Linked DNA regions of Homo sapiens: all the other regions are linked to region 1. Evidence: chromatin loops called from intact Hi-C (ENCODE). Cell type or tissue: Caco-2. All regions are shown on one strand. Links, peaks and the distances in the headings refer to the core of each region. The heading gives the core; the rest is flanking DNA.

What was found. Hi-C counts contacts between places; a loop is a spot of excess contacts. Peaks named below come from ENCODE experiments on the same cell type or tissue, not always from the same donor. Only the 100,000 strongest peaks of a DNase experiment are listed, where the experiment ranks them.
Region 2: a loop joins it to region 1, with 15 times the contacts of the local background. A loop is called at or near these places in 6 of 110 quality-filtered maps.
Region 3: a loop joins it to region 1, with 2.5 times the contacts of the local background. A loop is called at or near these places in 3 of 110 quality-filtered maps.
Region 4: it touches region 1 in a loop (8-fold over the local background); 58 of 110 quality-filtered maps call a loop at or near these places.
Region 5: it touches region 1 in a loop (11-fold over the local background); 58 of 110 quality-filtered maps call a loop at or near these places.

What each region holds. Positions count from the first base shown.
Region 1 is chr2:165,235,597-165,241,919 of GRCh38, forward strand. SCN2A (sodium voltage-gated channel alpha subunit 2) reads left to right here and starts at 3,818. Exons shown (of 27, transcript NM_001040142.2): 1 at 3,818-4,044. In Caco-2, for the core only: a CTCF peak has its summit at 3,754 (motif pointing right); no DNase peak of the experiment used is centred there.
Region 2 is chr2:165,776,522-165,782,844 of GRCh38, forward strand. All of the region lies in intron 1 of GALNT3 (polypeptide N-acetylgalactosaminyltransferase 3), which reads right to left. Among named protein-coding and RNA genes, the nearest start is that of GALNT3, 15 kb to the right of the region's middle. In Caco-2, for the core only: a CTCF peak has its summit at 2,679 (motif pointing left); no DNase peak of the experiment used is centred there.
Region 3 is chr2:165,392,102-165,398,424 of GRCh38, forward strand. SCN2A (sodium voltage-gated channel alpha subunit 2) reads left to right here. Exons shown (of 27, transcript NM_001040142.2): 27 at 1-203. Among named protein-coding and RNA genes, the nearest start is that of CSRNP3, 74 kb to the right of the region's middle. In Caco-2, for the core only: no CTCF peak of the experiment used is centred there; no DNase peak of the experiment used is centred there.
Region 4 is chr2:165,301,933-165,308,255 of GRCh38, forward strand. It overlaps SCN2A (sodium voltage-gated channel alpha subunit 2), which reads left to right. Exons shown (of 27, transcript NM_001040142.2): 4 at 5,916-6,005. Among named protein-coding and RNA genes, the nearest start is that of SCN2A, 66 kb to the left of the region's middle. In Caco-2, for the core only: no CTCF peak of the experiment used is centred there; no DNase peak of the experiment used is centred there.
Region 5 is chr2:165,290,848-165,297,170 of GRCh38, forward strand. SCN2A (sodium voltage-gated channel alpha subunit 2) reads left to right here. Exons shown (of 27, transcript NM_001040142.2): 2 at 4,926-5,243; 3 at 6,170-6,288. The coding sequence starts at 4,977. Among named protein-coding and RNA genes, the nearest start is that of SCN2A, 55 kb to the left of the region's middle. RefSeq lists an enhancer at 2,892-3,186. In Caco-2, for the core only: a CTCF peak has its summit at 3,047 (motif pointing left); a DNase peak (open chromatin) is centred at 3,034.

The DNA.
Region 1 (6,323 bases), core at 666-5,665:
TAATTTATGTACAGTACTTAGCACATTGCTTGGCACATAAAAAGTGCTCAATAAATGTTATATATTTATAACATTATTTGTAACACCTCGTCTTTCAAGGAATTATGGGAATTATTCTGTTTGTCAGACTTTGTTTATGGAAATTATGTCCTTTTGATGGCCCAATTTTTCTTTTCCTTTTCTTCATCTTTTGATAACATACTATTAAATGTCAACAATTCATACTAATTGGAACTAGTGTAATAAGCTGTCCTCCTCATCAGTATTAGCAGTCTTTGAACATGGCATAAAAATATGCCCATTTTGGCTTACAGGTCCTTGATTCTCTAATGATAATAGTGCAGGAAAAACATTAGATATGGAGTTCAACTTTTTAAAACTGTCTTGATGTTGGTGACCAATAATTTAAAAGAGGTTAGCATATTTTAAGGTGACTAAAACTGTACAAATGAAATTGCCATTTAAAAATGTCTGTTCATTTGCTTTTCTCCAATGCAGATATTTTAAATAAGAAGAAGTGAGGCAAGAAAAATGTAAACAAATATTAGGTATAAACTAGGAACTTAGTCTTTTATTTTCTGAATCAGATGGATGATATTTAAAAGTCTGGGTGAATGATAAATGGTAGAAAAAAATTAAATAACAGTCAATATGCACAACTTAATGGAGGTAAAATAAGACTTACTTACTTTTATCTCTATAAATTAAAATGATTTTGAAAATCAAGCTGCCAAAATAAAGGTGTGGATTTTATCATTAAAGCAATGCCCAAGAGACATGTTATTGAGAAATTATGTGGCATTGGTTTGTTGTTACTAGCGAAATGAATGCCTAACTGAAGTTGATTTCATAAAGATTTAGTGTGTGTATGTACTTGTGTGTCTGTGTGTATATATGTATATATATATTTGTATACACACGCACACATGTCTACCATGTGACATGTTGCTATTTTTACAACTTATTTTAAAACAGCTAAAATTTTCTAGATGAGATTAAACATTTTCCATAAAAATAAAATTACAATAGTTACCTCAAAGTTTGTTTATCCTGGAAAAAAAAGTGCTAACATAAGAGTTGTTCAATAATATTTTACCAAAATTTTGTCAGAACTCCATTAAAAACAATTCAAGACCACAGTGGTCTAATTTCAACACTGGCATCATTAACCTAACATATTTATGGAATATTCACTATATGTTCTGTTTTCTGCTTAAGTATATGAATTAAACATAGTTTAAATAGTTTACTCAAAGAACATGCCATTTGCTTCATTGATTTCACACTCTCTGACGTATGTATTAATAAGAACATAGGAATCCACACACAGAAATAATAGCATTCCTATGGTGCATTAATAAAAATGTATGAATTTTCTATGTCTAGGACATGTATTCATTATTTGGGTGGGTCTTATATTTCAGGTACTGTTCTGTGAACCACGTTTATGGAAGTGATCAAAACAGGCAAACATCTCTGCCTTCATGGAATTTACATTTTTCTTGGAGGAGGCAGACAATAGACAAAATATTTAGTATGTCAGCTAAATACTAAAGGGAAAAACCAGAGGAGGGGATAGTGTGTGGTATTGAGGGTCAAGGCCAGTCTCAGTAAGAAGGCAGCTGTGAGCTGTGACAAGAATGAGGGAAGTGAGCCATACGGAGCCCATGTAAGAGATTTCCAGGCAAAGAGATTAAAAGGTGGACGCCTCCTAAGGAATGGACATACCTGCCATGTTTGAGTAATGAGAAAGAAGATAAAATGGCTAAAGTAGAGTGAGTGAGGGCAAGAATAACATCAGAGAAGTAAAGGAGTCTAGATTGTGAGCATTGTGAACACTGGGGAAGGCATAGACTATTCACAAGGAGATGGGTAGCTACTAAAAAGTTTTGAGAAGAAGAGTATGTGATATGATTTAGGGTTGAAAAGGATTGCTCCAGTTTCTGTGTCATATAACCCTATGGTCTTGAAACTGGGATATTGTATCCCTGGGGGCATGAGGTGGCGTGCCTAGAGGTACACAAAATCCCAGGATCAGTTAGTCACATCTTCCCTAAGGATAAAATTTACCCTCAAGACTATGGGGAAAAATGATTACTGTGTTAAGAAAAACATTTAAATTTTATATAAATTATTGTAAAATTCCCGTGATTTTAAAAATAAAGTATCAATAATATTTCATATTTGTGGCATCTTAGGCTTTAATCTTACAGGTTTAAGCTTCTTGGCCATCAGGAGTAATTTGTTGAAATTGCAAATTAATTTGGCAAAATTATCATAATTATGTGCCCTGAGAGCTTATGTATCTTATGATAGTGCAGGAAACTTGTGAGATGAAATAGTTGAGTGTATACATTAAAATAATTTGATCTACCAAGTCACTTTAATTATTTATTTGTTCAGTGTTAAAAATATATTTTCATAACCAAACTAATACATCTTAATAATGTTGTAGAAATGGAAGTAAGGTAAAATTTAAGAAACTGGGTTTGTTCTTCTGACTTGCTTATTAATACTGGATAAGTTACTGAAGAGTGGGCTTTGGTTTCCTCGTCTATTTAATAGTGTGGGAACAACCTTATGTTAAAGCAATCTATTCAGTATAACTTTAGCACACAGAAAATAAAATATTATGAATCCAAAGAAAGTGTAGCTTGCAATCATGTATTTTATTAAATGTATTTATCAGCATTTTGGCTTCTGATGGACATGTGTATATACATATTTTGTGGATAAAAAAATTACTTAACTATTTTTATATTAGATACTATCAATTATTCTGGCTGATCTGGGGACTTTTAATGGTAAATTTTATATCAAATCTGACAAAGACAGTATTTCAGACCCGTTTAAGACCTAGAACTCACCATGAGTTCTAAAATTGGTTCTCAGCACCATGGACAGCGTTACTGCAATAGGAAATTAAAGATCGATTTGGCCCCAAATTAAAATGGTGTTGTAAAAAAGTGGGAGAAAAAAAATGCCTATCCTTTTACTTCAAATTTTAAAAAAATGATCCTGGCCTTCACAACTGTTCATAAGAAGAATAATTAATTAAACAAACATATATTGAGAACATCATATGCTCAGTAAAACTTTGATTCTATAAATGGTGTCATTTACCAAATGGATTCTTTTGACAATTTAATTTTCTCTTATCTCTCTAAGAAGATGTAACTACACACTATAGTATACTACTACAATTATCAAATTTCATGTTGCATGTAACTTGTCGTCTGTATTTTTGTAGTTAGATTAGATTAACTAAAGATTTTTCAAGTTTGCCTTTAAGTCATTTAATTTTCCTGCCTTATCTTTAACCTTTCAACATTCCTCCAAACAATAGCAACACAAGTGTTATGTGTTAACTTCTCTAGTGACAAAAACTTATACTTCTCCACAAAGAGATGTGATGTTCATTATCAATAAGCTTGACATCTAAAATTGTTTTATAGGAGATACATATTACTTTTTCAGATGGTATATAAAGTTAAATAAATCTTAAGTTTTCAATGATGGGAAAAGCTTCCATTTAGTTTAAACATAATGTAAAGAAATTTGAATCCCCAAAATAGAATTATAATTCTAAAAATTCATACTATAATTCTTCTTAAATGTTTAAATTACAGTTAATTAAAGTAGTTGATTTCAAATAGAGTGGAATTATGGGCTGTACATCATTTAATTTTATGTGCTGACTGCTACATAGCCAAAGGAACGTGAATTAAGATGGTTCCACTTTTGACCAGGAGATGGAGCTGTCATGTAAGATGCTGCCTTTATTTATTTATTTTTCTAATTTAGCATGCTGTTTTCTAACAGACATTGGGTACCATCGAATGACTGTCAGAACAGAAAGCTAAGGCAAAGGAGGGAGGATGCTGTGGTCATCCTTTCTTGTTTTTTTCTTCTTTAATGAGGATAGAGCACATGTGAGATTTTACTTTCTACTCCAGTAAAAATTCTGAAGAATTGCATTGGAGACTGTTATATTCAACACATACGTGGATTCTGTGTTATGATTTACATTTTTCTTTATTTCAGGTAAGCCAGCATGATTCTATTTTTGACTTATCCACGGATTGTTATCTATGTTAAGAATGACATTTAATATAAGATGTGTGCTTTGTTAGCTTGTATTCAGATCTAAGAGATTCAAAAGCTCTAATTCTAGCTGTTGTGCAATTTAAAATCTTCCTAGGCTGAAATGAGCTCTGACTATGACATACCGTGTTTTATTATTTCTTTGGCTTTCTAGCTGTTGGTCTCTGTCTCTGGCTGTATTTGTTTACCTTTTAAAGGTAAAGCTTTCAAAGTGAAGGATGGGTTTTCCTTTCACAAGGGAAATACTGCTCCTTAATGCAGTGAACAAATTGTAGAGATATAATGAAGCAGATTAACATGGCAGTGGCTCTGCCAAAGCTCAGGGCTGAGCCTTCTGATTGCAGCCTCAGAGGCAAGCCAATATTCTGAGTCCAAAGGCCTTTTGAACGATTTCTGCTGGCTATGATGGTACAGATTGTTTATGTCTTTATTTTTACCTCTTAGAAATAATACGTAAGTCATTTCTCCCACATGAATCAAGATTTATGTAATGTGTTTAATAGACTTGGAATGAGACTATAGACCCTCCCTCCTCCCCCAGTATGGATGTGAGGAGTATGCTGAACACAAATTAATTGCCATGAAAATTGATTTTTTCTGTATTTTATTGGATTTGGGATAATAGAACCGTGGCCATTTTAAATAGTTGATATTATAGAAGGTGCTCACATTTTAAATTATTTTAGGTCATGTGACATTATCTGTGTTAAAGAGTGGAATGACTCAGGAGGTGGAAGTTGCATGCAACAGCCTTGCTTCTCTCTGCTGCTTCTCGTGATTTCCCTTAAATCCTTGCTTGATTATTATTAGAATAACAGGAATAAAGACATATAGAAATCCTATATTTAAAAACCACTGATTTTCATTTAGAGAAATTTAAAGAGATTTTACAAATATTTTAAAAATAGTTTTGTAAGATTGTTTTTAAATGCCTCACTTCTTTCTCCTGTGGAAAGAGCTGTGTGTGTGTGTGTGTGTGTGTGTGTGTGTGTGTGATGGTGGAGGTGGCAGGCGGTGGAGGTGCATCAGGATGTTTTTATCTCAGTCATTGTTTTCCTGTAAAGAGGTAGTTTTGCCATGTCAGAGGTTGTGAAAGCTATGGGGAATGATTTTATAAAATGGTTTGGACAAACCATGAAAAAAACATGTTTTTTAAATGTGTGGAATCTATAGAGTTTGTAGTTCTACATGGCTCCATATACATGGAGATTTTTAGAATTACAGATATTTAACCATTTATCCCCATTATCATTTAAAGAAAAGCAATTGTAATTGAGAGATAAGGTGGATTTCCCAGAGTCACGTACTAAATTACAATAAGGCAAGGCTAGAACAGTGATTGACAGTTCCACATCTTCCATAGCAGTAACACAATTCACCTCTAGTGTGAACATATCAGGATGGCATAGACCAGGTATGATGATATTCACTGTGCGTGTGTGTGTGTGTGTGTGTGTGCATGTGTGTGTGTGTTTGGTTATATTCTGTAAAATAGAGTTTCTTTCAGTATACTGTTGCTCAATGGCATATTATATGCAGTGCTCAATTTTCTTAGGTTTCTTGTCAAAGCATCCAAGAAAACTGAATGACAACTATGGAAACTCTGTTTCTTAGTATGCCTTTTTCATTATTAGGTGGTGTATACTCTTCTACCCTATGCTCATGAATGATGTGGATGGCCACATGGCTTTCCCTCCTACCTAATAGAAAAGATTGTACATATAGGTTAATCTATTGACAACTATAAGAATATCATCTCATGTCCAAGCCTTTCCTCCTTTGTTCACTTACTAGGCACAGGCTTTACCCTACTTCTTCAATATCTTGAGAAAAGAAAGGGATTAAAATGTGTCATGTCTACATATATTTGTGGAATACCACGTACCAACCAAGTGTCCATGGTAGAGATAAAGAAATAATTAGTCAAGGAGTTTACCTCAGGGAGGTTAACATGCAAATATACATGTGCAGATACCACTATATCTCAAAATAAGGAATGAAGAAAGATGAGAAAGTGAATGGGACAGGAATATCAGCACCTATCTTGTGCCAGGCACCATGTTACATCCTGGGATTCAGAACAAAACAATAATGTTAATTTCTGTCCATGGGGGGCTCAGAGGAAAAGATTTTAGGAGGATGTGACAGTTAAATTAGATCTTTAAGAGTGAGTTGGATATAAATAAAGAAAAACAGAAAGTTGCTTATTCCAGGTACAT
Region 2 (6,323 bases), core at 383-5,382, 540 kb after region 1:
AATAGTTTTTAAAAACTAAAAAAAAAGAAAAAAAAGAAAAGAAAAATTCAGAGATCTTCTAAATTCTAAATTCTTATGAATTCCTAAGAGTGAAATTCAGAGACCTGGTTTTAAAAAGTTATTAATCTGTAACCTGGTATATATGTAGCCATTGCAAAAAGTCATTAATAAAAATATTCATAAAGTGAAAAGCTAAAGCAATATACACAATTTTAACTGGTTGTGACACTCGCTATGTTAAAATCAATGGATTATTCTCAGGGGTAAAAATATGCTTCCATCTGAAATCTTACAAATTTAAAATAATCTAACTAACAAGTGGTAGCTTCCAGTTATCTAGACTACAGCTTCTCAAACTTTAAAGTGACTATGAATCACCTGGGGATCTTGTTTAAACACAAATTGAGAAGGGAAAATATCAAGGTAAGATCCATCATGATTGTCCCTCTAGGTGAAGAAGCATAGGTTGCAGAAATATTAGTTGTTCATTTAACCTAAAAATTCCAACTGTAGCAATTTTCTGAAGTAGTGGAAAGCAGAACATTATAATTTTACATGAAAGTAACATTTAATGAAATAAGAAGATAGTGGTTCCTCTCACTTCTTGTTTCCATGTTTGTGACAATAAACCATTACAACTCCAGAAGTTTAAAGTCTGGTTCCTGATGAATTTAATTGCTGTGATGTCTAATTTGGTATACAAAACTTCCTTACTACTGAGTTAAGGCATGCTGTAAAGAGTTAGGGGTAACCACACTAAGCAGAAAAAAAACAAAATTACATCCCAATATCCTAATATAGATTATAGATTAAGAAAAGTACACTATTGTGAATTATTATAAAACTCATTGGATCTTTGCCACACATTATCTATCATCTGTATTTCCTAATTGAATTCAAAACAAAACAAAGAAAAACAAAATTTAAAGACCTTGCCCTGATAATAAACCTTTAAGTGCTTGGGTAGAAGTTTTATTATGTGCCCCTCATCTACTGGTTAAAGTGTTAGGGAACAGAGGAGTGGCAGAAAGTCATTTCTGCTTGCATTTATTGGTGGGTCAAATCTCATGGTGTTTTGCTGCTGTAGTTTGTTAGTTTTGATTATGTTTAAGTTCATGTTTACATTCTTGGCAGCATTTCTTCTGAGCAGGAAGTGGCATGTGGATGTATGACAAGAGACAAACACTGATGCAAAGCAAACTGCATGAAGACAGCCACATTCTGTCTCAGAGGGGGCAGCAGTAGACATACCTCAAAGATCTCAGCTAAAGGCAAAGTAGAGTTACTCTGGGTGGCTGGGCAATGCCACCAGTGGATGACTAAACTACTTGCAATTGTTATAAACTAAGAACAGCTTTCTGAACCAAGATATCTGCAGGCTGTGAGACAAAAAGCTCAGTGACAGAGTTAACCATCAGCAACCGTGAGGCACAGGTTTCAATACTGAGAAGGACAGGGTCAGACATCCAACTTCTCAGCTACCCCTGGTCAGGTAGACATCTCCCTCATCGTCATCTCTGAATGTGAAAGGTTGCTGATAGAATCTTGATTTGTGAGCTAGCCAACTCTATCTTGACAGTTTGACACAAACAAGTAATTATGATACTACATTATCTGTCAAGGGAGTCACAAACTCAGGGGCTCACATGCTCTTTCCTGCCACATCTACACCTGTGAATGACTTTTACATTACATATGAAAGATATGCATTGATTACTTATGGCATACTACAGAGTAGAGGAATTCTGAGGAGTGATTTAGGTGGATCCAGAGATTATTCATGTAACTGGTATTCCCTGCCCCCCAGGTAGAGGCACTGCATTTTAAAACATTTGTCCATCTATTTACCTTGTAAACATAGTTGTTGGCTTTTGGATTAGTAAGGAGATAGAAACCACATGCTAATTTGAACAGAGAAAGTTTAATACAATCTGGTATTAAAAGAGGATTGGAGTAACAGGAAATTGCCTAGTGGGAGTTAAGGAGAATTCTAAAGAATACAGGAGTTGTAAATACAGTATAAGGGGCAACCACTCCCCCTATGGCTGAAATAAGTGTTCAAGGAAGGGCTCTCCTCTCACCAGGGCTGAGATCCAGAGATGTCTATGGAGATGCCCTAGCTTTGACTACCTGGTAAAAAGTCATAGAAGTACTTCATTCATGGGACTTACCAGAAATCTGCCCCTGAAGTTCCAGAAGAGGCCATTCACAGCCGGGGGACAGAACCCTAGAACTAGCTAGGTGCTGAGGAAAACTGCTGGCTGCTGAGGGAATCTGGAATCACAGAGGTTGTCCCCTGCAGGAGTTTAGTGAACTTTCATGTGCCACACAGGTAACAACGGCTCTGGGCTGGCTGCCTGGGACAAAGGTTGGGCAGCTGGCTCCCTAGACACCCAGTCTTGTGGGGCCCCGAGTTTGGCATGTGTGGATCTGAGGAGAGAGTTTGGGGAGCAGTGACTTAGGTGACAGAGCAGGTCCATGGTGTCTGTGTCTCAAGGGTACACCACTGCTGCCTAAATCAAGCTCTAAAGAAAGTGCAGTGTGTGGGGAACACCAACTCTAGAAAAAGCTGTGTTCTGCAGATACCTAGTACTGGAGAAAATCATACTGGGGAGTGAGCAGTGGAGGAAAACTATGCTCAAAAGGAGCTTAGCCAGTGAGCATCACAGAAACCAGAAAGAGAAGCCTCAGCCACTTCAGTGTCCCTCCAGTGCCCTCTACTGACAAGGCTTAACATTGTACGAGCCAGCAAAAAAGAAATTTACAAGGCCCAGCTCCATTATTACAGAGCAGGCTAATACAGTAAATTTGGAACTAAGAGACAGTAAACTGATAAGCAGCAAAGTCTACACTTTTCACTACTCAGCTTCCACATGCACCCTCTCCCACACACTGAAACTCCTGTACAATAACAACACAATTCTATATTTCACCTAACAAAGTCTAACTGTCCTTCTTTATAAGTGAAGAAGTTCTATCTCCTCAAAAACGAGAGACATAGAGTCCTAACAGCTATTGTAGTCATTGCTGTGACTCTGAGTTACTCCTTAAATTCTGTCACAGTCCCACTAAATATTCTGTTACCTAAATTGGAAAGTTGATCTCCAACGGCTTCTATTTAACATTTTTAAAATGAAAATGAGAGAAGAAAATTGTTAACATATACAAAAAAAACCTAGATATAAGAGGCAAAGAAAAAATGTGCATTGAACCTGAGAAAGCTGATTGAAAAAAAATTTTTAAAGAAAAAATACGCAAACCTACAATAATCCTCACTTACATAATTGGCTGCGAGGCCATAATGAATATCTATGGCTTCTTTCTTACACTAACTACTACTCTGTATTCACCATGCCCTTAAGCATTCTAGGAGTCCACAGATGTTGGTGATGTCAAGGAAGGGCAAATCCATATGTAGAATACTTGTCTATTCTAGTGAGGAGAAGTCTCTGCCCCCTCAATGAAGGAAGAAATCCAGTATAATGAACCTGCCACCCAGAGGCTGGCTGATCCCCGCAGGGGCTCAATGCTGGATTCTGCAGATTAGGAACTCAGCAGCAGCGCTATCCCAGTCAACTTTACAAAGGGGAAGCCATGTTGCTGAGCCCATGCATACACAGCTCCAGTCTTGCCACCAAGACTCCTGTTTATGGGCCCACTGAGACAGCTGGAGAGATAGGCTGACTGACATGCAGAATGTGTCATTTTGTCCACTTGATTATTAAGAGCCTCCTCTGCAATGGATGTGCTTTTGTGGGCACTCAGAGGGGATACAAATTCTTTCAGGGTCTTTTCATTTTGAAAGGTTCATTCACATACCTCTTCCTCAAACTAACTACCTTGTCACCAATCTTCCAATCCTGTTCCTTCCAACTCTGACCATAAAAACCATTAACAACTACCCATCGATGACCAATATAGATCTGTATTTCTAGGCATGTCTCATTCCCAACATGGTGGACAACCATATTTACTGTTCAAATCTCTGCCTACAGAAAAGTTTTCCTTATCCAGTATTATTCACAGTTACTCACGAGTAGGGCTATAGTGCTACACAGTCATTAATCTTGGGTAGTACTAGTGTTTTGTTCAGATTCATCTGCAAATCAGGTTTGAGGGGTTTTTTTGTTGTTGTTGTTGTTGTTGTTGTTGTTGTTTTTTCTTCTAACAAATGGACTAAGGGAATCGCCAAGAAGCCACAGGCATGAGTTGAAAGAGACAAGGCAATGCCATTAGAGTTGCTACCAAAGAAGTCTGAGTCCCTGGTTCATGCAACTTATTTGTCCTATCCAGATCTGCTCTAGTTCTGTCTCATGTACTATTTCCACTCAATGATATATTGCTGTTGTACATCGCTAACCTTATGGAAAGATAGGTCAGATTTTACCCAGATAATGATGGGAAACTTGGTCCACATGATAACCTGACACTCCATAATTATGCATTCAATATCTACCTAGTAGCAAGTCAGAAGGTGTTTATCAAAAAGTAAACAGTTATCTGAAGAAAATATTTATTTCAAAACCCTAGATGTCTGTATTGTGATTCTGCTATTGGCACTTTCCAGAGGCTCCATAGAGCATTCCTCTTTGGCACAGATACCAAGAGAGTCGTTGAGTTTGCTAGATCATAAAGCTGAAGTGGTAGCATAGCCTGTACTGCTGGGCTTGCTGCAGAGCCTTCTTCTACTTTGATCATCATTAAAAACTGGCAGCCTTATGAGTTACTCTGTAAACAGGTTGAGGTAGCATATTCAAATGTTGTAAATGTTGCCCCCAAATTCAAAAATGACTATTGAGGCTGGGTGCAGTGGCTCATGCCTGTAATTACAGCACTACTGAGGTAGGCGAATTGCTTGAGCCCAGGAGTGCAAGACCAGCCTGGGTAATATGGCAAAACCCCATCTCCACAAAAAAAATACATAAATTAGCCGGGTGTGGTGGAGCTCACCTATGGTCCCAGTTACTCAAGAGGCTGAGGTAAGAACATTGCTTGAGCCCAGGAGGCAGAGGTTGCAGTGACCCCCAGATCCCACCACTGCGTTCCATCCTGGGCAACAGAATGATACTCCCTCTCAAAAAAGAAAAAAAAAAAAAGCCTATCGAGCATAGTGGCTACTGAATGCCCAGAAGTTTTGCTGAATTTTTGTGGGGCTGATTTATCACCTTCTAATTCTTATATGCTCTACAAGGATATCTAAAGTATTTGCTACTTTCTTCTCATCAGAGACAATCAGCATATTATCATCAATGTAGTGGATCAGTGTGATGACTTGTGAAATGTTACGATGATTAAGATTAAGAATTGATCTAGCCCTGAGGCAAGACTGTGAAGCCATATTGTTGGCTCTGCTAGATAAAAACAAATTGTTTTTGGTGGTCCTTGTAAATTGGCAGAAAAAGATATTAACTAAGTCAATAGCTACATACCAAATGCCAGGGGCCATGTGGTTTGATAAAGATATTACATCTGGGTCAGCAACTACATTTGGAGTCACCCAATAATTAAGTTTAGGGGAGTCTACAGCCATTCTCTAAGATCCATTTAACTTCTGCCGAGGCAAAATAAGTGAGCTAAGTGGGGATGTGATAGATATCACAAGTCTTATTTCAAATCTTTGATAGTGACATCAATCTTGAGAGTTTCCTCAGGGATATGTTATTACTTCTGATTTACTATCTTTGAAGAAAGGGGAAATTCTAAAGCCTTCTACTCAGCTCTCCTATCACATGGTCCTCTCTCTATGGGTTAGCAGGGGTGTCCAATCTTTGGGTTTCCCTGGGCCACATTAGAAGAAGAAGGATTGTCTTGGGCCACACATAAAACACACTAACACGATAGCTGATGAGCTGGGGGAAAAAAAAGAATTACAAAAAAAAAAAAAATCTCATAATGTTTTAAGACAGTTTACAAATTTGCGTTGGGCCACATTCAAAGCCATCCAGGGTCGCATGTGGCCCATGGGCCACAGGTTAAACAAGCTTGGTTTAGAGAGTCAATATAGAGATTCTGCCAGTTACCCAGTATGTCTATTCCAATTATTCATTAAAGAACTGGGGAAATAAGCACAGGCTAGATCTGCTGACCCCCTGGACCCACTATGAGTACAACTGGAGCTAAGACTCCATTTGTTACCTGAGCACTTTTAAGTCTCCACTTTGAACAGTTGGCCACAGTATTTTTGGGTCCCCCTAGGAATTAGTATGAAAGGTCTGATTATTTCCTTTTCCCCAAAGCATAGTCTCTGGTAAATGGCTACAGGTCCCTTTGGGGAAAAGCTCTGGGAGTGTGAATTGACTTAGGTCTGAAAACTGAGTGAGATG
Region 3 (6,323 bases), core at 924-5,923, 160 kb after region 1:
TATCATGTAAAAATAATCTATCTGAAAAACAAATGTAAAGAACACACATTAATTACTATAATTCATCTTTCAATTTTTTCATGGAATGGAAGTTAATTAAGAAGAGTGTATTGGATAACTACTTTAATATTGGCCAAAAAGCTAGATATGGCATCAGGTAGACTAGTGGAAAGTTACAAAAATTAATAAAAAATTGACTAACATTTTAAGTTGTGCATCTTTTCTCCTTCCTGTCCACCTATTGTTCTTTTTTTCACTTTTCCATTTCAATTTCTTCCTTATGTATTCTTGATCTACTTTTCTTTATATCCTTCTATCCTTTCCTTGCGCTCTCAGTATTTTTCATTTAGGATATTCTCCTTGTTTCTTTTCTGTTCACCAAATGTCTTGTTTATTACAGCCTATAGATCACTTAGATTTAGATCCCTAAAATTTGCTGTCACTCTGTAAAGTGCACATAGTATCTGCGTATTTATTTTTACAATTTTCTTTACAAAAATTCTAAGAAAGCTTAGACTGCAACTTTTCATAATATATAAACAAAATTCCAAAATAGCACAGATTTGACTTTCTCATTTAATTATGAACAGTTTGGGAAATGTTTCTCAATTCTGAATGCATATTAGAACTACCTGAGAAGCAAAAAAAAAAAAAAAAAAAAAGCCAGTGCATGGGCCAAGACCAGGACCAGACCAATTGAACTCATATCTCTGGGTGAGACTTAAGCATTTAATTTTTTGAAGGCTCGTCATTGATACTGATTCATACCAAGGACTGAGAACTAGCAAATTTGGGTCTCCTTTGCCCAATAGGAAAACATATTCTCCGGAAAGTCCAAACTGTCCTTCATTACATAACTTATCATGTACAGAATAAAGTTCCTAAGAGGATGGCTTTCGGAGTATTTATATTGCAGATTGAGGGATTGACATTGATCTAATTATAATAGAGGTTCTTCTTTAGGGCTGTAGTTGGTATAAAGGGAATTCTATTAGAAAAGTTTAGGGAGACTGTGTTCAGGTAACACATGCACACACACACACCCCATATGGCACCTTAACTATCCCTAGTGTATACTGGGTGGAATGAATGTGGGATGGTCTAGGAAACAGTATAAATTTATAAAATAGTTCCCTCCAGTGAATGCTACATGCCCTGTTGCATGAGAACCTTTAATCTGGACCAATAGAAGGCAGTTCATGGTGGCCAGTCAGAAAGCCATTCAATTTGTCATTACCAACTCACAAATCTAGACAGGAAAGATTCTCATTCTCATCTTCTCCATTCTTGGCGCATCTCACACAATCCCTTGTTTTTCTGAGCTCTGTAACATACAGACCTATTTACAAACAGAAGGGAGGAGACAAGAGAGGTAAGGGGAAGTAAAGAAAGAGGAGAAAGGAGGAGAGGGAACGATAGGGGAAAGTAGGAGAAAGGAGGGGAGTGTAAGAAATGGGATGTTTCATGAATTATAATTCTGAAAAAATGTCTGGTGTGGATACCTCCAGCAATGGTGAGGGAAGGAGGAAGAAATGTTGCTTAGTTGTCAATATGTTAGATCTAAAATATAAACATGTTTCTTCTCTTATTTATTTTTATTTGTATTTATTTATTTATTTATTTTTGAGATAAGGTCTTGCTCTGTCACCCAGGCTGAAGAGCAGTGGTGTGATCATGGCTCACTGCAGCCTTAACCTTCTGGACTCAAGTGATCTTCCCACCTCAGCCTCCCGAGTATCTGGGACTACAGGCATGTGCTCCCACACCCAGCTCATTTTTTTTTTTTTTTTTGTATTTTTTGTAGAGACAGGGTCTCCCCATGTTGCCTGGGTTGGTCTCAGATTTCTGGACTGAAGCAATCATCCTGCCTCAGCTTTCCAAAGTGCTAGAATTACAGGCATGAGCCATTGCACCTGCCCCTCTCATTTTTTTAAAGAAAAGATACCTGTGAAAAAAGTGAAGAGGACATTATACAAGAAAATGTTACAATGATTCCATGGATTCAGGAATATTTTTTTTTCTTTTACCTGAACTAAATACATATTTGAGTGTCTACTATATATCAACTTTGCAATAGCAGCTAAGAGATCAAAGAGGAATATAACTATCCAAAGAAAGGCTATAACCAGAGGTGAAGAACCTGGAAAGCCATGCTAGAGTTTGGAATTGATTCTGTGGCAAAAAGGAGTGATTACTCCTGAGAAGTAGAAGGAACAGTGAAATATGACACATCTGTAGCTGCTGAATCTGGTAGTAATAAGGCTATGCTGCCCATTTTTTCTAGTATTTTACAGCAATCTCATTTTCCCAATTATTTAAATGGGTTCTTATCTCTTGGTATAGTATATAGATTTATTAAGTAAAAGAATATAACTAGATTTTTAAGTCATCCAATGTGACACTTCCTGCTAATAGCCTATTTTAATCAAGTTACATTTTTTATATTTACAGATACATCTAATTTTATTCCTATCACTTTACTTCACACTTTCCACTTTTTGAGGTTTTTCCTTTTATTCTCCTCTTCCTTCTTGTCCTCTTTTGCTTTGTGTTTTCTGTTTCTCTTTCCCCCATCTCTGATGGAAAGTTACACATCATCTCCCTCCATTCATCCCTCCCTCCCTCCTTTCCTTCCTTTCTTCTTTTTTCTTTCTCTTTTATAAGTGATTACTCTTAAATTTTAACATGCATACTTAATTAAGGTGAACTGTAATCAATATTTGTGTCCTGATCTGGAAAAATGAATTTTCCTAGACTGATGACATATCATTGCTCTCCTCTAATATGTTATTTTTGTGTAGTATCTTAACTCTACCTTAATTTGAGATAAAACAAATTAAACAGTATTATTACATGAATTTGTAGGCAGTACTTATTTAGACTTACATACTAATTATTGGTAATTTTTTCCCTCAAATTTGTTTCTTCAGCCAACTTTTTCATTTTGTGTTCTATTTCTTTCTTGAAATGTATCCTTCAGGAATTCTGTCAGATCTGCTAGCAGCAAAATGACCCCGTTTTTCTTTTTCTGAAAATGGTTTAATTTTGGCCACATTTTTAATTAGAATTATTTTTTGTATATATCTACTTATATTAATATAATATATATAATTATATATAATATAAATATTTATATATAAATAATATATTTATATTAAATAAATATATATTATATACTTATATAATATATATTTATATAAAAATAATATAAGTAAAATTATATATAAATATTTATGTAAAATTATAATATTTATATTAAAATATGTATATAAATATTTATAATTTGTTTTTTATTTCTATGAGCCTATGAAATTATTTTTATTAATCTGGCTCAGAATTTATGCTAATATAAGTTGAGGATTCACATATTAATATCTTTAATTCAGAGAATTCCAAGGAAATTATCAGCTTTTAACACTGCAAATAGGTTATCATTCCATATTTTTTTATTCTCTCTGTCTGGAACTCCTTAAGAATATATGTTAAATGTCTAAATCATTTCTCCACATCCCTTAACATTTCTTTTTTATTTTTTAGTGGTCTCTCTGGATAATTTGTCAGGTTTTGGTATAAAAATAATACTGGCTTCATAAAACAAGTTGGGAGGCATTTATTCTTGAAAGAGAGTAAGAGAGATTATTTCTCCCTTAAATATTGATAGAATTCACCAGCAAAGCCATCGGAAACCTGAGTCTTCTCTGTGGGAAAGTTTTTAATTAAAAATATCAATTTCTTAAACAGGTATGTAGGATGACTACGATTTTTTTTTAGATTTGACAAATTGCATTTTTCTGAGAATTCATTTGTCTAAGTTATTGTTATTTGAATTTACTGTATAAATTGTTCATATTATTCCCTTATTGTGCTTTTAATATCTGTGACATCTCTAATCATTTTTCCTTTAATTTCTGATTCTGACAATTTGTTAATTATCTCTTTTCCTTGATTAGCCCATATAGGAGTCCTTCAATTTTATGAATATATTTTTAAAATTCAACTTTTGGTTTGTTGATTTTCTCTATAGTTCTTCTGCTTTCTATTTTAATTATTTCTGCTCTTTCCATCCCTGCTACTATAATTTTCATTTGCTTTTCCTCCCTGCACTGGCTGAACATTAGTTGTAACATTGAGGAGGTGAGGTGATAGTGGTAAGCTTTGTTTTGTTTCTAATATGAGTAAGGGAGGTTTTAATAACTAACTATTAAAAATGCCAGTTGGTATAGATTTTTTAAAAATAGATATCCAGTATCATCTTAAAGAGACTCTTTCAGTTCTTAATTTTCTAAAAGTTTCTAGATGTCATTAATAAATGCAAAATTTTATTAAGTTTTTCTGCATCTTATTTAGAAAATCATATATTATTTTTCTTTTGTATTTTGATATTGTGGTACACAGTGATTGATTTTAGGATATTAATCCTAACTATGCTCCTAGAACTTAATCAAATTTGGTCATTTGAATTATCAATTTCATATATTGCTTCGATTTTCTAATGTTTTGTTTTATATTCCTGCATCTATATTTCTGAAAGAGTTTGGCTTGTAATCTGTTTACTTTAATGTGCTTGTTAGGTTTTGAAATCAAGATTATGCTAACCTCTTAAAACAAGTAGGCAAAGGACTTTTCTTGTTCTTGTTCTCTGGTAGAGAATAACTAAGACTGGTGTTAATATTTTTCTTAATTCTTTGGATAATTAATTAGTAAAATCTGAGCATGAATTGTTTTTATGTACAGGTTTTTAATTATGTATTTATTTTCTCTGATAGAGGACCATTCATATTTGCTGTTTCTTCTTGTTTCACTCTCTGTAATTTGATAAAATTTCAAGTTTATTTACGTAAAATTGTTTATGATGATATTGTTTTTTAAAACTCTATAGGATCTTTAGTGGTGACCCATCTTGATTCCTGTTATTGGTATTTTGTGATTTCTCTTCTTTACTTATTTAGTCTTTTAAGGAACCAACTTTTGCCTTTTAAAATATTCTGTACTGTATGTTCTTTCCTATTTTTATTTGCTTTTATATTTATAATTTTCTTTCTTTTATTTCTTTAGTTTTAATTTACTATTGTTTTCTAAATTCTGAAAATCTCTATTTCATTCATTGATTTCAACCTTTGTTCTTTTTTTAGTAAATGCACTTAAGACTATAAATTTCCCTCTAAGCATGGCTATACTAGCATCCCACAAATCTTAGTATATTTCATTTTGTTAACATTCAGTTTAAAATATTTTCTCACCTCTATTTTGATTTTTAAAAATCTTACTAGAAACTTAGAAGAGAACTGCTTAATTTCCAAATACTTGAAAAAGTTTCTAGATATATTTATTTAGATTTCTAATTTAATTTCCTACATTCAGATAATATCGATAATATACTTTGTATAATCTTAATTATTTAACTTTTGGGGGAAAATGCTTTGTAGCTCAGCATCTATCAAATGTGTCATGTATTTCATATGTAGTTGAAAATAAAGTACATTTCAGTTGTTAAGTACAAAATTCTATATATTTTATTCATGAATTTGAAAGAAATCTTCATTTCTTTTGGCTGTTTTTACTATCCTTTACCAGAAGGGGTGTGCAAAAATTTTCCAATATGATTATAAATTTATTTATTTTAGTTCTGTTAACTTTTGCTATATATTTTAATTTTTATGTAGTTATTTGATATTTATTAGGTGCCTAAAATTTAAATTGCTACATTTTTTTCCCAGTAGATTGACCCTACTGTCATTATGGACCAGTCCTGTTAATTTCTAGTAAGATTGCCCTAAGTTCATTTTGTCTGATTATTATTATGCCTACAGTGGCTTTGGCTGGGTTGGTGATTGCATGGTACATACTCTTTCATTGTTTTACCTTAAATGTTTCTGTAACCTCCTATTCAATATTGAATATTCATGAATTATATTTTATATCCAGTCTAACAATATTTCTCTCTCTCTCTCTCACACACACACACACACACACACACACACACACATCTCACATTTGGATTTAAATTTTATGACTTCTTTTGGATTATTTGTATAATTCAGTTTTATACATTTTGTTACTATATTGTTTATAGTTACCCAAGCAATTGCCACATTAACTTTTTAAACTCCAAAATGAGTTAGTATTTCGCTACTTTCTGGACATTGCTAGGACATGAGAACACTTTTATTCTATTTCCCCCATTTCATCTTTTGTACTATTATTATATATTTTCATTTTACATGTAGTCTAACTCTGGAAGACATTATTATTACTTTTATGAAGTCAACACTTACTTAGTGTATTAGTATGTTTTCACACTGCTATAAAGATACTACCTGAGA
Region 4 (6,323 bases), core at 863-5,862, 67 kb after region 1:
AAACTTCAGACCAGGTTTTTTGATTCTTGGCTCTTTGCATTTTGCATCCAATAGAAAACAAATGATTTTTAAACCCTCGGATTTAATATACTTGGGGCATTGCCAGTGTTCTTGTTTTATGCATTTCAAAGGTGCTTCTTAGTTGCTCCAACTTACTGATTCATTAAATAGTGTCCATACTGAGATATAAAATATCATGGTTTTCCATGAAAAGAAATATACAGGTTTATATGAAAGCAGATGACACAACAATTTCTCTTTCTTTTGTTTTCAATGCTCATATGTTATCATTTAGTTATCTACTGGCAAATAGGAGTTTGTTCATATTAAAATTAAACAATCCAATATTTAACACTGTATATGTGACATTTACTCGATTTTTCTGCTGGCTCAGAAATATGCACTGGTATGCAGAAAAAGACCTATTCTATTCTACTTCAAATTATCCATTTTTACATTAGAAAACCTCTAACATCAGGCTATCTTCTACTTCTAGTTTATATATAGGTTAAAAACTCCTCTGCAACTTCTCTGGATATTATACATTATTACAAAGTCTCTGAACAGAGCATAATGTCTTTTCCTTCCTATAGAATAACAAAGAAATGTCCTATAATTTTATACTCTATAAATGAGTTATTAATGGTAAGAAACCAATAATTATTATCTTAGTGGATAATGACTGTATACTGTAAGAAAAGTATTATCCACATTTATATAAGAAAACTGAGCCTCAAAGAATTAAACAAATTGCTGAAGCCCACATGGCTGGTAAGGGATGTATCTGACCATGGTTCATTGCTCTAAATCTCATGGTGCTTCATCCTCGCTCCACGGAGACAGGGGTGGGTGTGCCAGTGTTATGATGATCCAGGCTCCATGTCAAGGGCTACTTAAACAATTTTCACTAAAAACTTGAAGAAGTGTTTCTTCATAATATACACAAAGGAAATATTTTACATTTGCCAACTCGCAGGTTAGTATCAATCAACAGGTTTACCCACTGTTATGTATACCTGGCATAAAGAAATTAATAGATTAAAAAACATCTTTGTCCCCTGATATTATAAAAGGTTTATCTGCCTCTATTTTATTTTACATTGAAAAGTTCTTAAAGCAATATTGTTCCAGGATACAGTGTTCTTTTGAAAAATGTACTCTATGACTTGGATTACACATTTAAAAAATAATATAGGATGTATGCATTTTGCTACTAGTTTGAGCCTTTTGAAATCTGCTTTGACGTGGGGTTTCTATACTTTTTTGATGCATGGCATCACCAATGCAAAATCCATACCTACATTAAATACTTTTGTATTTGAGTTTTTGTTATTTGAGTTTTTTTTTTTTTTTTTTTTTTTGAGACGGGTTCTCGCTCTGTCGCCCTGGCTGGAGTGCAGCAGCGCAATCTCGGCTCACTGCAAGCTCCGCCTTCCGGGTTCACGCCATTCTCCTGCCTCAGCCTCCGGAGTAGCTGGGACTACAGGCGCCCGCCACCACGCCCGGCTGATTTTTTGTAATTTTAGTAGAGACGGTATTTCACCGTGTTAGCCAGGGTGGTCTCGATCTCCTGACCTCGTGATCCGCCCGCCTCGGCCTCCCAAAGTGCTGGGATTACAGGCGTGAGCCACCGCGCCTGGCCATATTTGAGTATTTTTAAGATCATCTGAAACTATTTCAGTCACTCACCAGAATCCAGGAATTTGTAAAGTATGTGACTGATGAAATAAATTAACAATGATTTAGAAACTTAGTGAATTTTAAGCCTTTCTATTTAGAGATACCTATCAAACCACAAGCGTAAAAACTTGACCCTAGTTATCTACTATTTTTCTATTAAAAGCAAAATTGTTCTTTTTATGTATCAGAAGTTTTAACTTAAGTGTATACTTTTATTAAAATGATAGCCATGAAATAAGGAAAATGCCTGTTTTCGACTTATTATCAGTGACTAATTAGAAAATAATTATTTCTCTTGTTAATGTTGAAATATATATTTTACTTTTTTATATATAACTAAATTATACCACTATAAAGAGTAAGTTTTTAAGTGTCATAAAACCATTGCCGAGTCCATAATGCAGCATAATTGCATAAGGCTGTTAATTTCCACCTTATATTTTTCTTATATTTTTACCCTCAAAAAATGTAGAAACTTGTGTAAACAATATGTATATATATTTTAGACAGAGTCTCACTCTGTCACCCAGGCTGGAGTGCAATGGCGTGATCTTGGCTCACTGCTACCTCTGCCTCCTGGGTTCAAGTGATTCCCCTGCCTTAGCCTCCTGATTAGCTGGGATTACAGGCATCCGTCACGCCTGGCTAATTTTTGTATTTTTAGTAGAGACAGAGTTTCACCATTTTACCCGGGCTGGTCTCAAACTCCTAACCTCAAGTGATCTGCCTGCCTCAGCCTCCTGAAATGCTGAGATTATAGGCGAGAGCCATGGCACCTGGCCAACAATATATTTGAAGACAAACTTTATGCTGTATTTTTAAATAATTTATCAGAAATTGTTTTTAAAAACTCCATTTAGTAACAAATGAATTGCAAAATTAATTTCATTAGTCAACTGACACTGTGAAATAGCAAGGCTATAATGGTGAATAATATAGACATGATTCCTGTCCTCATGACGCTCAGAGAGTAGTTGAGAAGATCATCATTAAAATTTGTCATTAGAGGAATAATATAAGGGCTGCTGGGGTATATAACTGGTAATAGGTCAATCTGAGTACTAAAGAAAAAGAGAGGTGACATTTCCAAGACCCTAAAGTCAGAAACAGCATATAAAACATTCATAACATTTGACAACCTAAAATAATTACAGTATTATCCAAATGGGGATAATGCAATGAAGAGAAAAGAAAATGAAACTGGAGAAGTAGACAGGGATCAGACCTCCTAGCGTCTTGACTCTGTGTTAAGACATTTGATCATCATCCTAAGAGTAATAGAAAGCTACCAAAATGATGCATATTACATTTACAATGGTCGTGTTAGCACAGTATGCAGAATGGATTAAATGGAGCCAAACATGAATTTGGAAACATCAGTTTAGAGGAGACTGCAATAATCTAGATGGACTATTAGATTTGATGCTAGTCTTGACAGACACTTGGACCATGCAGTGATATGGGGATGGAAAAAAGTAACTGAATCCAGAGATAGCAGGCAGAATTGACAATATTTGATGGTTAATTAGATATGAACGTTTAAGGGGAGACAGAAATCTAAGATTTCTCATAGGTCTCTGGCTATATTATGCACATTTTATAAGACACAGAGACGTCAAAGGAGTAAGTAATTAGCAGGAATGGAGGGGTAGATTAAAAGATACTTTTCAAAAGTTCAGTTTTAGAATTCAAAATTTGAAGTGTTGATAAGATATGTAAGTACAGATGTCCTATGGACAATCAAGTATGTGGAATTCAGAAGAGCGGTCTCACTTGGAGAGAAGTATCTGAGAATGGTGGGTATATAATGGTTATGTTTGTTGAGCAATGTTTGTTGATGGACTACACTAGGATGAGGAGAGTAGAAGAGAGGTAGATGGCTTACATACCTTATGTCTTTCTTTTCAAAAAGAAAAATGCCACATTTCAAAGAATACAGAGAAATTGGTGCCCTGAGGCATGAAGAAGCCAGGGAATTGGAACCTCCTGAAAGCAGAGGGAAGATAACTTAATGCTAAGGGGAGGAACCATCCTTGTTGAATGCTGCTTAGAAAGCATGTCAAATATAATCTCAAATTATCCTTTTGTTTTTAGTGACAAAACGTGAAGATGTTGCCATCTTTAGAAAGAAAAGCTGGTAGGCTGAATATATGATAGATATATAAGAAAAGGAAAGATAAGCAGCTCTTTCAAAAAGTTTGGCCATGATATGGAAAAGGGAGATAAGGCTGTAGTAGTTAAGGAGGGTTGTGAGTCATAGGAGAGAAATATCCTTTCCCCTATGCCAGGACAAGGGAGACGTAAGCAAGTTTGTGTTGCTGGGAAAAAGCCAGTAAGGTGGGAGCCATTAAGGATAAGAAAAGAGAGAGATAAGAGATTGCTGAAGTCTTCTGGAATGGGGAAGGTGTCCAGAATACCGGTGGAGGGATTGGAAACCTCCCCACTGTAACAGGAAGGAGGAAAGAATTGGTCTCAATGTGGAAAAGTTTGTTGATTTGGGGGTGGGAAGTGGAGGCGGGGCATTGTGATGCTGTCTCTTCTCTGTAAAGTAGAAAATAAGTTTTCAGCTTGAAATGGAGCCGGAAGAAAGAAGAGGGTTGGAAGCTGGAGGAAAGTGGAGAATATTTGAAATTTTTCTTTGCAGAGAGTGGGAGATGGAGCCTAGTAGGAAAATACAGGACTGTGTTGAGGACCACTGAGGTTTGTGACCATAAATTTAGAATGGTGCCAATCTGCCACGGGGTGTTATTTTTCCCCAATAGGGCTCAGCAGACCAACAAGCACAGGGGACCCTCTAGTTTTATATACCAATAGCAAGTCATTCTTTATTTAATTTAGTTTTTTGTTTGTTATAGCAATAAAGAAAAATTGTGTTTCTTTGAAATGGTATTTTGTGTGTGTGTGTGTGTGTGTGTGTGTGTGTGTGTGTGTGTGTGTGTGTTCTCTAGATTATAGTGCCCTCACGTGGCTGATGCACATCATTTACTTATGAGTGTTTTCATATGGATGAAAAAACTGAGAATTAAGCATGGGCCTTACAGCACAGCTACTAAAATTAAAAAATAATAATTATTATTATTGTTTTGACTAAAACCAGTACTAGATGCAAATGAACTTTCTTTCTAGATCAACACAACATTGTCCAGTTGTAATAGTGTTGATATTTCATTATGTGTAAGTAATGTGATCATTTATAGTAAAAACATTAGGAGTGAGAAAAGATATGAAGAGCACGTATTTCCTCTCTGGAATTTCTATAATTGTGTCCAGATTCACAATGATAAAGAGTGCCACTTTACATAATGGCAACTAAATCTTTATTATGCTTTTTATTAAATATGAAAGTCATTACTATTATCTGATACTGAATATTTTCTTAAATAGTTGTTTTGGTTTTTGTCTTTTGCTGTTTTTTAATGTCAAGGAAAGTGAAGGGCATTGGCTATACCTGCAAAGACAAAGTGGGATAGGGTGAAACCAACCCAATATTTGTAATAAACTGTGTTCTGTATGATCCAGGAAGCAATTCATTGAGCATCTATTACGCACTAGGGCCATTAAGTTGAAGGAGACTTACATATTTTAACAAATTTGATCTTCATAGCAATCCTGTTACATGATTACTTTTTCTTACTTTTATAACCAAGTCAATTGAGATTCAGGGAACTTAATAAGTAATTTTGCCTTAGTTACAAACCCCAGAAATGCCAGTGCTAACACCTGCCATCTTCTCTCATAGTTCAGGATTTTATGAGCAATTACAGTATATTATACCCTCTGTTTAGAAAGGACCTTATTATAAGACATTCCACCAGGGTAACTTTTAGAATGATGTTATAATACATTTAATTAATTACTTGAATTGTCTTGTTGAATTTTTGCCAGGGTTTACATATGTGCTGAACTTGCAGTTTTAATGTTCAGTTGAGTCTGTCGTTAAGAAAATTTAAGTTGATAAATTATTCACTGATGAACTACTTTCTTTGCATTTAATCTTTTTAATTGCTAAAGGTACCTAAATAGCCTCAAAATAGTTGATGGCTTGGCCTGAAGACAAGATCTAAATATGAGGTTGCTGAGTTATAGAAATGGCAAAAAAAAGGGTCAATAATAGAATAATAAGCAACAAAATAATAGTAAGCACTAAAGTTTTAAACTTCATGGTGGTGAAGGCATGGTAGTGCATAAAAGTAAGATTTTTCCATTGAACTTTGTCTTCCTTGACGATATTCTACTTTATTCAATATGCTCATTATGTGCACGATTCTTACCAACTGTGTATTTATGACCATGAGTAACCCTCCAGACTGGACAAAGAATGTGGAGTAAGTATAAATATTTTTCAATATTGACCTCCCTTTATGTTTCATATTGTGCTTTTAACACCTTGAGACCTCCTCAATTTCTTTAACAAATCATGCTAGCTACTGTTAACCAGACCCTGATTCAAATTCATTTCTGTCACTAAATGTCTTCTAGGACAAAGCTTGTAGTGGGCTCACTTAGTTGTGTAAATTACTGCAGTAGTTTGACTGCTATTATCTGCAGCCCTTTATCTTCTTTGTGAGTCTTATGTTCTTTTGAAGATCACCAGTGATTTACTAATATCTACTGATAAAAAGTATACCTAGTTTTTATGTTCC
Region 5 (6,323 bases), core at 908-5,907, 55 kb after region 1:
ATATATCCCGATATTGATAATGTTACTTTCCAAAAGTGGAGGCACTGCAAATATGATGAGAATGTGACTAGAGCACGCACTTGTTTGTTCTTTCTGTCCAGCATTAATTTCCCCCTTATTCCAGTAATAGTAACTCAACAACTCTGCTCTTTGTCATTTCCTGGTGTTTTTTTCTTTTCTTTTCTTTCTTTTTTTTTTTTTTTTTTTTTTTTGAGACTGAGTTTCACTCTGTTGCCCAGGCTGGAGTGCAGTGGCATGATCTTGGCTTACTGCAAACTCCGTCTCCTGGGTTCAAGCGATTCTCCTGCCTCAGCCTCCCCAGTAGCTGGGATTGCAGGTGCCCATCACCATGCCCGGCTAATTTTTTCTATTTTTTAGTAGAGATGGGGTTTCATCATGTTGGCCAGGCTGGTCTTGATCTCCTGGCCTCAAGCAATCTGCCTGCTTCGGCCTCCCAGAGTGCTGGGATTACAGGCATGAGCCACCGGGACTTGTCTGTCGTTCGTTCCTTCCTTCCTTCCTTCCTTCCTTCCTTCCTTCCTTCCTTCCTTCCTTCCTTCCTTCCTTCCTCCCTGTCTGTCTTTCTTTCTCTTTCTTTCTTTCTTTCTTTCTTTCTTTCTTTCTTTCTTTCTTTCTTTCTTTCTTTTCTTTCTTTCTTTCTTTCTTCCTCTCCTTTCTTTCCTTCCTTCCTTCCTTCCTTCCTTCCTTCCTTCCTTCCTTCCTTCCTTTCTCTCTCTCTCTCTCTCTCTCTCTTTCTTTCTTTGTCTTGCTCTATCTCCCAGGCTGGAGTGCAGTGGTGTGATCATAGCTCACTGCAGCCTCAAATGCCTGGTCTCAAGGGATCCTCCTGCCCTGATCTCCCAAAATGCTGGGATTACAAGCAAAAGCAACCTTCCCAGCTCCAACTCCACTTTTCAGAAATGCTTCTGTACCACAATGATAACCCTGACTACTCATAGGTTTCAAATGAGGACTCTTCCGTGTTTCAAGGCTACAGCATGTGGCTTAGGAGAGGCCAATCAAAGACGGCATTACCCTGGACAGAGTAATTACTTCAGGATGGGCATGTGACCCACCAGGTGTCAGTGAGATGCAATGAGTTTTTCGGAGTCTTTCTTCCCACTGAATTGAGGTCTGGAAGGTTGGGAGGCTAGAGCTGCTACAGCATCTAGCTGTAGGGAAGCTACGGCTAAGAGAAGAATCTTTAGGAAACTTATCACTATGAAAGTCAGAACAAAAGGATACAGCATAACTATGAGCTGGTAACATCAGCTGAGCTCTTGAATCATCATATGCCTAAGACTAGCCCTGGACAAACCATGAACCAATAAACTCCTGTCTTTATTTATTTTTTACTTCAATTAGTTTGAGACATCTTTTTCTCTTACAATCAAAAGTTATCTGCTAAAGTGACTAAAATATTATTTTGGGCTACATCTTCCCCTTGCTCATTTCCAACAAACACATTTTCTTCTTTTCTCCAAATCCTTTATTTTAGATTCAGTGGGTACCTGTGCAGGTTTGTTATGATGGTATATTGCATGATGCCAAAGTTTGAGGGCACGATTGAACCCACCACCCAGGTAGCAAGCATAGTACCCAATAGGTAGTTTTTCAACACTTGCTTCCCCCACCCTATACCCACTTATAGTCCACGGTGTCTCTTGTTCCCATGTTTATGTCCATGTGTACCCAATGTTTAGCTCCCACTTATAAGTGAGAAGATGTGGTATTTTGTTTTCTGTTTTTGCCCAACAAATACATTTTCCAATGAAAATGATGAAGCCAGAAAGTATGAAATACATTGATTTAACAATTAGAACTGTTCTAATTATAATTGATACCGGTGCCTGTTTTCTTTTTATGATTGAGTAATGATCACAGATTTTTGCTATCAGATTTTGAGTTTGAATCCTGCCTGTATGATCTTAGGAGACTTTTCCTAATCTCAGTGTATGTCCTTACTTCAGTTTGCAAATAAGGATAATGAAAGCACTTATCCAATAGGGTTGTGTGGAGGATGAAATAATACAGGGCAAATGTCTTAGCCAAGTGACTGGCACTTAGTAAGTCCTCAAATCTTCACTATGATATTAATTGAAAGCCTAGCATTCACAATCTCACTGGTTTATCAGTTCTTTTTTCTGGTTGCTTTTTAGTGACTTAAATCAGAGATAAATAAGATTGGTGTCTCACTGGGTTAATATTTTTTCTGGAGAGAGTTAACTTGTGTGGCACAGGCCATCTCTTTATTGAATTAGCAAAGAACTACATTGGATTTAAGATTATCTGGGGCTGAGGCTAATATCAAATCCTACTCTATGTTTGTAGTTCCTTGGCTACAAGCCTACATACGGTAATTGCTGTTTAATATGAATTTTTATTTTTAACCCTTACATATAGTAAGGGTTAATTGCTATTTAATATGAGTTTTTATTTTTAACCCTTCCCTATTTACGTCATGCTTTGCTTAAGGACCAAGATATATTCTGAGAAATGTGTCATTAGGTGATTTTTGTCATTGTGTGTACCTCATAGAGTGTACGTAAAACCTAGATGGTAGAGCCTATTACACAACTAGGTTACATGGTATAGCCTATTGTTCCTAGGCTACAAACCTATACTGGATGTTACTGTACTGAATACTACAGGCAATTGTAATGCAATGGTATTTGTGTATCTAAACACGTCTAAACATAGACAAGGTACAGTAAAAAATATGGTATTATAATCTTATGCGACCACTGTCATATATGTGATCTGTCATTGACCAAAAATGCCATTAAGCAGTGCACTACTGTACTTTCTCTTTACTTTAAATTTGAATTCTTTATATGGGTTGAATGACTTTCTGACATAGCAAATAAAAAGCATGAGGAGAAGCATTATCTGTTAACAAAATTAACACTTAAAATCAACAAAGTTTTAATGTTTCGTTCCAAGAAAAGCCTGTGGAAGATCAGTTCCACAACTGAGAGCTTTGGGCTGCTTCAGACATATGTCTGTGTGTACGCTGTGAAGGTGTTTCTCTTCACAGTTCCCCGCCCTCTAGTGGTAGTTACAATAATGCCATTTTGTAGTCCCTGTACAGGAAATGCCTCTTCTTACTTCAGTTACCAGAATCCTTTTACAGGAAGTTAGGTGTGGTCTTTGAAGGAGAATTAAAAAAAAAAAAAAAAAAAAAAAAAAAAGATTTTTTTTTTTTTAAAGCATGATGGAATTTTAGCTGCAGTCTTCTTGGTGCCAGCTTATCAATCCCAAACTCTGGGTGTAAAAGATTCTACAGGGGTAATGTTTTATTATTCTTATTATGCTTATTCTCTGTGATGCTTCTCTACCTTTACAGTAGTAGAATCCTTGGGGAAATCTGCAGAGGGACCACTTTCATTTTGAAGCTGCTGGCTGCATGTTTTAGCATGTCTCTTCTATTAGAGAATCCAGGCATGGCAGTTTCCTCCCCCAGTGTGCAAGGACCATCTTCATGCCTATGTCTGTCGCTAGGCATGAGGGTCTCTAGGAATGGGTGAAAAAAATGAGGGATGTTTTGGAGGCACTATAATACTGGGGAGGGCAGTCTGCTAGCTGGTAGCTGAAAGGTCCTGGTTTACTTCAACATTTTTTTTAAATAAAACTGTGCAGTAGTTTTTGTTATTTTAGGTTTCCCTCTGTTTTATCTGGTGTATGCTGCAGAAGTGAACTGCATAACACATTTCACTCTTAGAAAATGCATTTCATATATTTAAATGACAACTCTGACTCCTATAGTATGGGGGTGAAATAGATTGATTTTTTGAAAAGATGGAAAAAATAGATTAAGTGTCATTTAGGAGTCAAGATGTTGATTGTATTGTTTCAAATAGCATAGAAACTCCTGCCACTGGTTCAGAGGTAACATTTGGAATGACTGATGTGCTCTTTTGAGTTATCTACTTTAGTCTGGTGAAATATGATTTGAATACCAGTAAAAATCTATTTAGGTTATTGCAAAGACTCATATAATAAGAGTTTGCTTGAAAAGATAAACTATCGTAAACTTATTATTTTTTCTCAAGTCCAAATTCTGATATGGACACTAAGACTGTGATGCTACGTTTTTATGAAATGGGCATAATTTGAGGAAATTGGCTATCTCTACAGTATTTCCTAAGGTACTGCAAATGTGTTAATTTAAGAAGCAATTACACTAGCTAGCAGCAGGTTGCTAAGCCAGGGGGTCCGAGCTACAGACCTCTGATGTGGATGACTTCCTGCCCGGTTTGGCAGGAGCTGGGTCCCTTCCTGTGCAGCTTCCGAGCAGTTCCAAACACAACCAGGCATCTTCTGCTCCTTCCCACTCCCTTTCTTTCAAGCAGGATCTACCTATGTTTCCATAGCCTGGCATTTTAGGATTTCCAGAGATTTTTACCCAGTGAATTGACTTGGAATAAACTCTTAAATGTGATAAAGTGAGCCAAAGGGCACGTGCAAAGACTTGGAGAGATATGTGCAAGATCCTCAGCTCAGGTTCTACAATTTAATATGATGTTTCATCTCTTGTTTTGGATCTCTGCTATTTTTTCAGAAAGAATGCTGAAAAAGATGGCTGCCAAAATATTCACACAAGTGAAACAGCAGGCACAAACCAGTATCCTCCATTTCTGAGCTCTGAATTGCATATTTTCCCACAAGTAGCACAATCACTTAAAACATTTTGGGAGTGGGAGATTAGATTACCTCATAGACACCTACTGAATGTGAGAGATAGATCTCCATGTGAGCAAATGGATGCACATATGAGATTCCCTGAATACCAAATACAGCTTTCTTTGAAAATATTATAGCTATCTGAGTTTCTATGCTGTATCTCAGTGCTCAGTGTCATGTAACTGACACAATCACCTTTTATTCTAATGGTCATTGCTTTTTTTCCCTCCCTGTTTCTGTAGCACTTTCTTATGCAAGGAGCTAAACAGTGATTAAAGGAGCAGGATGAAAAGATGGCACAGTCAGTGCTGGTACCGCCAGGACCTGACAGCTTCCGCTTCTTTACCAGGGAATCCCTTGCTGCTATTGAACAACGCATTGCAGAAGAGAAAGCTAAGAGACCCAAACAGGAACGCAAGGATGAGGATGATGAAAATGGCCCAAAGCCAAACAGTGACTTGGAAGCAGGAAAATCTCTTCCATTTATTTATGGAGACATTCCTCCAGAGATGGTGTCAGTGCCCCTGGAGGATCTGGACCCCTACTATATCAATAAGAAAGTGAGTTCTTAGTCAAGTTGCCTTCACTGCCTATTTACTAATTGGTTCTGGGCTAGTCCCAGGGATGATGGTGAAGAAGGCTGGCCTCCTTCCCTCTGTCTAAAGTATCACTAAGATGCTGGATGGGCCTGACCGTGTAATGGACCAATGATCCTAGAAGTCTTTTGGAAGCACTCATTTGAACCTGCATTTGTGAGACAGGCAGAGAACTGGTGAGGCATCCTCCAGCGCGGGAATTAAGGAAGGACAAAAGCCTATTCACCTTCTTGAATACAAATTATATGCTTAAACCAGTGTAAATTGACCCTGATTCCCTAATAATGTTGAGAAGCAAAAACTGTAAACTAGGAGTCTATTTAAATTTTATTTTTTATATTTGCAGGAGTAGTATCTAAATTCCTCTTTATAGTCTCTAGCTCTCCATAAGTCACTTTGATCTTCAGTGGGTTTAATTATTCCTTTATACCATACTTTCTCCTTTCTATTGCTCTCCACAGAAGGAATAATAGCAGGTGACTTGTAGGTGCCAAATAAGATTCTGAGCAAAGAACACACCTGGAAAACCTTGAAGTTCTCATGAGAAAATTTTCTAACCAAAAAAAAAAATCAAAGCCTCAATTTTGTGCTTTATGTGAATTATAAATGCGGTTTTAAAATACTTACATTAAAACTTGATAAAGTTGCTAAGAATTCCTATGGCATTGATCACAAATTTTCTTAATAATCCTCATGTCATTTATCAAATTTAGGAAAGTTTATAGTGCTCAGAAAAAAAAAGCATCTATCTTCATGTCATATGATGGTAATTATTATGTTATACACTATTTTACAGGGCAATATTTATAAATAATGGTTTTACTTTTCTCTTAAAATATTCTTAATATATATTCTAAGTTTTATTTTATGTGTTGTGTTTTCTTTTTCAGACGTTTATAGTATTGAATAAAGGGAAAGCAATCTCTCGATTCAGTGCCACCCCTGCCCTTTACATTTTAACTCCCTTCAACCCTATTAGAAAATTAGCTATTAAGATTTTGGTACATTCATATCCTTTTTCAAATCGTCACTTAATATGATTTT